Linked DNA regions of Homo sapiens: region 2 is linked to region 1. Evidence: chromatin loops called from intact Hi-C (ENCODE). Cell type or tissue: CD4-positive, alpha-beta T cell. All regions are shown on one strand. Each heading gives the region's core, and the rest is flanking DNA. Links, peaks and the distances in the headings are about the cores only. Region 1 overlaps KLF12 (KLF transcription factor 12). Region 2 overlaps KLF12 (KLF transcription factor 12).

Region 1 (2,920 bases), core at 333-2,832:
CAGGTTCCTTGGTCCATTCAACTCCAGCAGCTTTGGGCCAAGTCCTTCTGGTACTGCCATCTCTCTGGTTCTCCCCTTCTACCTCCCTCCTTCACATTTAAGGACTATTGTGATTACTTTGGCCTATCCTAGATAATCCAGGATGATCTCCTTATTTTAAGGTCAGGTGATTAGCAACTTTAATTCCATCTGTGACTTTCATTCCCCTTTGCCATGTAACCTAACAGATTTCAGGGATTAGGACATGGACATCTTTAGGGGGCCATTACTCTGCCAGCCACAGGTTTTCAAAAACGTAAGTGACTGTGATTGCAGGTACATGTTACCTTTGTCATAAACATGTGGTTGGGAATTTTGAAAGAATTCTCATTTTGCTAATTCCATTAATAGTCAAGCAAATTATGATTTATGTCAATCAAAATATAATTTTCTTCCTTCTTGTGATTGGAAGAAAAAAGTCCATTCAAATCACTTTTGCAGCTAAATGAAGCAAGTGATAATATTAAAATTTCCCATTATAAAAAATCTAATAAATATCTAATTTTTTGCAAACAGTAGATTGTTTACCACAGTTTCACATGGTGATACTATGGTTTTATGTGCCTTCAAAGCTAGATGAACTACTTTTAGAATTCATCAGACCTTTTGGCCTAACAAATTTTCCTTTGTTTTTGAATGTTGTTATTTGTAGCGTATCTGATAAAACTGAAATCTAGTTTCAGGAAACATGTTTGGTTATCTCGTTAAAAGCTCTTGAGGTGATAGCATGCACTTACTTACAACCCATACACTTACTAAGACATCCTGTATCTCTTGCAGCTGTGGCTCCGGAGCTGTATTTAAAGTTTAGTTAATACCTAGCCAGCAGCTATCTATTGAAATTAACAGATAGGCTAGGGCTGTTGCCTCTTTCAGGGTAGTGAGATCCTTTAGATTTCAAAGAACTTTTTCTGGGGGAATTTTTTTGATTGTTTTTGTTATCAAAGTGAGGAAAAGTTCTGTATAGCTTTTTCTTTTCATCCGTCTTCACACAGCAGAGAGTCTAAGGGGAGCAAAATCTGTGAGAGGGGCCTTTTGCAGTTTTAATAGCTTCACATCTCAGGGATGACTCCTTTAATTTAGAGTGCTAATAGCTGGCATCTAGGGGAAAATGAAAGGCCGCTTGACAATGAGAAGCTGGAAGATTGAGAGCAAACACATGGAGAGTCGTTAGAGCCAGGACTGTAAGTAAAAAGGGGATGGTAGTTACACAGAGTCTGGGGTTTGGGACCCTGAGCCTGGTTTAAAGCCTCCTTCTAATGTTGCACACTGTGATAATCACTGGTTGTCGGCCTTGCACCCTTCTGCCGTGAGTAATCCCTTTCCCTGTTTTCAATCATGTGCACTCAAATTGAAGGGTAGGTGTTCCTTTTTAACTGAGAGTTGAGTGTCCTTTTTAACTGAGAGTTGGAATCTGGGCACCTTGTGACAACCACGATTTCATCATCCATTGCTGCAAAACAGAGCATCCCAGGTTAGTGGCTTAAAGCAAAAGCAGTATGTGTTTTGCTCTTGAAGTGGCTACTTGGGTAGGACTTGGTGGAGTCGGCTTCTCCTTGCTCTGCTCAGTGGCTGCTGAGGTTCAAAGGCGGATGACTGCAATCATGAAGACTCTCGTCGACATGTTTTCCAGTTAGTGCTGGCTCTCAGCCAGTCTGTTGGCTGCAACGCCTTCATGTGGCCAAGGCTTCCTTAACAGTAAAGCTGCGCACTGGGGAAGGTGGGTGGGGGGATAACACCAGGCAGAAGCTGTGTCACCCTTGGAAGTGATGCCATGTGATTTCCCCCATATTCTGTTCATCCAGGTGATTATAAAGACAGGCTCATTAATTCAAAAGGAGGGGACATATCCCCCACCCCTTGATGGGAGAGTGGAAACATTCTGGAAGAGCACATGTGACTGGAGATACTGTAGTGAACATTTCTGGAAAACAGCATCAGCTACAGTTCATCTTCAAACTGGAGGAATCCGTAACGTTTTGTTTTTCTGGAACTAGTTCTGGTGCCAAATTCTGTATCAGTTGGGGTGTGAAAAGAGAAACAGAATGAGGGGAAAGGTGCCGAATATGGGACTTAAAAGGACTTGACCTCCTATGATGGTAGGAACTAGTTAAGCACATTATATATGGCTGTTGCTTCTATATATTTGGCGCCAGAGCTGAAATCACCAGGGCTAGCAGTCGGGAAGGAAGGATGAGAGTGGAGCGCAGGAGAGGAAGGCCACACTGGATGTACAAGGGCACATGCCAGTCCACATAGACCCTCACTGATCATAAGCCTCTAACTTCAGAGAGGCCAGGGAACTGTGGGAGAAGCTGGCACCCTTCCCTGAGCAAGACGCGTCATGGCCTATGAATAAAATAAGCAGATGAAGGCAATCCCGTGGACCAGCCGCTTCCCTGTGCCAGCGAGGAGAGCAGGCACATAGGCGACAGTGTGTGTGAGCTGCACCTTCCCAGTGTGAGATGCATGCGGCAGGTGCTTCACTACTGCCCCGAGTCCCGCCAGGGTGGCTCTTATAACCCAAAAATGATGGCATGCTGCAGGGAAGACAGTTCTGAAAATGTAGACATGTAGTTGAGATAGTTCAAATCCACCACCAAGTCTTTCCTTGCCTCTTCTCTGCCATTTCACTTGCAGCTCTACCTGCTTGCTGTCCTCCCCACCCGAGGATCTTATAGAGGATTATAGACCTCTGTTGGTTCCTGTTCTTTCCTTGATTTTCCCATTTCTGTCTGAAGCACTGCTCCTGGGACCCACCCTTGTAGTGGAGAGGACAGTGCTGTCACATGAATGGACGTCTCCACATGAGGAAGGCTCATCTGCCCTAGAATACCACCTGCCTGGATTCACTGCTTATGAATTCTGCACGACTCTGAGA
Region 2 (2,920 bases), core at 170-2,669, 140 kb after region 1:
ACGTGTGAATGCCCATGTATGTCAGCCCCATCTCTAAACATTGCTGGTGTTACTAAAGAGGAAAGAGCATGTGAATCTTGAACGACATTTAGTAGAATATTATGCATTGCTCCTCAGCTCTGACTACACAGAAAAATCCCTGGAGGGGTTTCCAAAGATAGAGTAGTATCCGGACATATTTTTCTTTCTTTTTAAATTCCAGGTGATTAAAATATACGACCATCATTTAAAATTGTTTTGTTCACAGACAGACTGTAATAAAATTCAGTTGATAGCAATAGATAACTGTAGGAAACACATCTAGTACTCTGGGAACTAACAAGTAGGAGGTTTTAGATTCATTTGACATTCATTCAACAAAATGCCTAAAGCTGAAATTACATTTTAAGATGTTTATTCAGGAAAAAAAAGTTATCTGATTAGAAAACCTCAAATGTAATTTCCAGATCACTCAAAAAAAACATGTTCACTGGAATGTTATATGTAATATTTTATCAAGTGGGTTAATGTGAGTAAAACTGGCTTTGAGACTTTTGGAGAAAAGACAATGTGACAGCATAATCCTTATGTTTATCTTTAGGTTTTCACACACATTGTTTTTAATGAAGTATATTGTTCCATTTACTTTTCTGGCCTTTTGTGTGTATTTGTGCAATTATTTAATATGTATTATAAAAATTTAAGTTTTACAGTGTACCTTTTCAAGGAATATTATATAATCTTTTGGAAAATGAAATTACTCTCCTCTTTGACAAAAATCCAGTGTTCTTATACAATCTTCATGTTGTTAGAAGGAGGGTTTTAGCATGAATATGAATACAGTAAGTCTTCTATCTTTCATACCAGGGACATCAACAGCAAAAATTCAGCTATAGTCACCACTCCCAGGCAAAGATCATGATGGGCTTTTATTTAAAAACAAACAAAAAAACCCCACTTAGTTGACACTGCCATGAGAATTCATTAATGAATCAAGAATTGAGGAGTTACTAAACAAGGGCAAAATGTTAGTATGGAATTCTTTGTCCTTTTTGCAGAAGTGTCTCTTCCTTGTGCTTAAAACTTACGACCTTTCTTTGTTGTTTCTCCTCTTTTCAGTGTTCTTATCCCCTTTGAGGCTGGTTCCTGAGTGGCATACCCCGTATCTCCTCTCGCTTTCTCTAATACTTGTAATCCTTTCATTTAATTTTCACTATTCTAAGTATTTCTTACTTGGGATTCTTTCCTTTGTATCTCCTCAGCCTTCGTTCCCCCTTGTGGCCATTTGTAGTGCTCCCTTCCTGTCAGCACAACCACACATTTACAGATGCAAATCTCAGAACCAATGCTTTTTTTTTTTTTTTTTTTTTTTTTATGGAGTCTCCCTCTGTTGCCCAAGCTGGAGAGCAGTGGCATGATCTTGGCTCACTGCAGCCTCCACCTCCTGGGTTCAAGCGATTCTTCTGCCTCACCTTCCTGAGTAGCTCGGATTACAGGTGTGCACCACAAAACCAATGCTTTTGATTTTCCATTTCCTAAAAGTAAAGAAATGAATTTCTAATGATGATTTCAGGAGTAAGACTTTTGGGTCGTTTTTCTTCCCTAAAAGGAGGAACACAAGTATGTGCCATAGCTGTTTTGAGACCATATTTTTGCAGTACTTCTGGCTTTACAGATATGTCTGTGTAATCTGAAGCTGCAATTATGGATGACTTTACCTGCACCATAATCATTGCATAAGAGATTAGTGTCGGCTGTCAGGATATGCTGCTGTGTCAACGCTGTAAACAGATGAATGGTACAAGAAGGATTTTGTCCTGTTTATACTGATGAAGCATTATTTTTGAGTGTGCTAGCTGCATTTCAGCTGCCACATATGAAAAAGGACCAGCGTCTGTCTCTGTGATTTTACAAATTCATGTGTAATTTGTAGAAGGTTCTCAATAAGATTTCTTTGGTCCCAAAGTTTGGTTTATTCTTCCTTATTTTTGTGAGCCTTTTCTATATTCTGGTTTGAGCTCATGCAAAAGCCATGTAATTCTTAAGTGTCTCAAAGTACCTAGGGGCTCTTAATATTTGGCTTCACAAGTTTCTAATGAAAGCTAATATGCATTAGCTAAAATATATAGCTATATATTATATATGCTATATGTATTATATATAATATGCTATATATATGTTATATATATTATATATAATATATAGCTAATATTATTTATGAGGTATAACCCTGTTGTTCATAGCAACAAGATGTTGTTATGAAACTTCTTAAGAGGTAAATATTTTCCTCAGTAAGAGATTAAGAAGATACCCACAAGAGGTAGACTTGTGTGATAAACAAAGATAATTTAGAGAAGACTAAGCAGTCTGCAAAGCTCAGTAAAACTTGGTGCCTCACAAGCAATCTCCTTACAGATAAGGTCCGCATTTATCAGCTCCCCCTCCTGTATTGTCTGTCTACCCAGTCAACTTTCATTTACATTATAGAACATTTCTGCAGTGATGTACTCTTTACTCCTTGATTTGTAAATGTATGTAGGAATCTTGTGTCTAAGTAGACAGGAGGAGAAAAATTTGTGGTGGAAGTAATCACTCTCTCTAAAATAAGAATTTTTGATATGTTGATACGGTAAAAGGAGAAAAACTTACCTAGACTATATTTAAAGTCAAACTAGTGGTGTTTAATAATATGTGCTTACTGATATGTTTTATCTTTTAATGACAAACTAGTTGATGTCTTTTATGAAAGCAACCTAAGCAAAGAATTTCTATGTGGGTATAATATAGTAATAAGAAACATTTTGCATTATTCTACAAAGAAATAAAATGATAATGCTGAAATTGAAATACTGTTCTAGTTACAAGAGTAGATAATGCTAATAGCTTTTATCAAAGCAGTTCAATTTATGGTGTTTGTTTTTTCTTTGTTTTTTAAATGTCT

Evidence for each region. Hi-C counts contacts between places; a loop is a spot of excess contacts. Peaks named below come from ENCODE experiments on the same cell type or tissue, not always from the same donor. Only the 100,000 strongest peaks of a DNase experiment are listed, where the experiment ranks them.
Region 2: a loop joins it to region 1, with 2.4 times the contacts of the local background. A loop is called at or near these places in 1 of 110 quality-filtered maps.

What each region holds. Positions count from the first base shown.
Region 1 is chr13:73,983,881-73,986,800 of GRCh38, reverse strand. All of the region lies in intron 2 of KLF12 (KLF transcription factor 12), which reads left to right. Among named protein-coding and RNA genes, the nearest start is that of KLF12, 150 kb to the left of the region's middle. In CD4-positive, alpha-beta T cell, for the core only: no CTCF peak of the experiment used is centred there; a DNase peak (open chromatin) is centred at 1,680; H3K4me3 peaks cover 1,022 bases; H3K27ac peaks cover 2,043 bases.
Region 2 is chr13:73,847,809-73,850,728 of GRCh38, reverse strand. The region is part of intron 3 of KLF12 (KLF transcription factor 12); the gene reads left to right. Among named protein-coding and RNA genes, the nearest start is that of LINC00393, 190 kb to the right of the region's middle. In CD4-positive, alpha-beta T cell, for the core only: CTCF peaks have their summits at 971 and 1,177; a DNase peak (open chromatin) is centred at 1,268.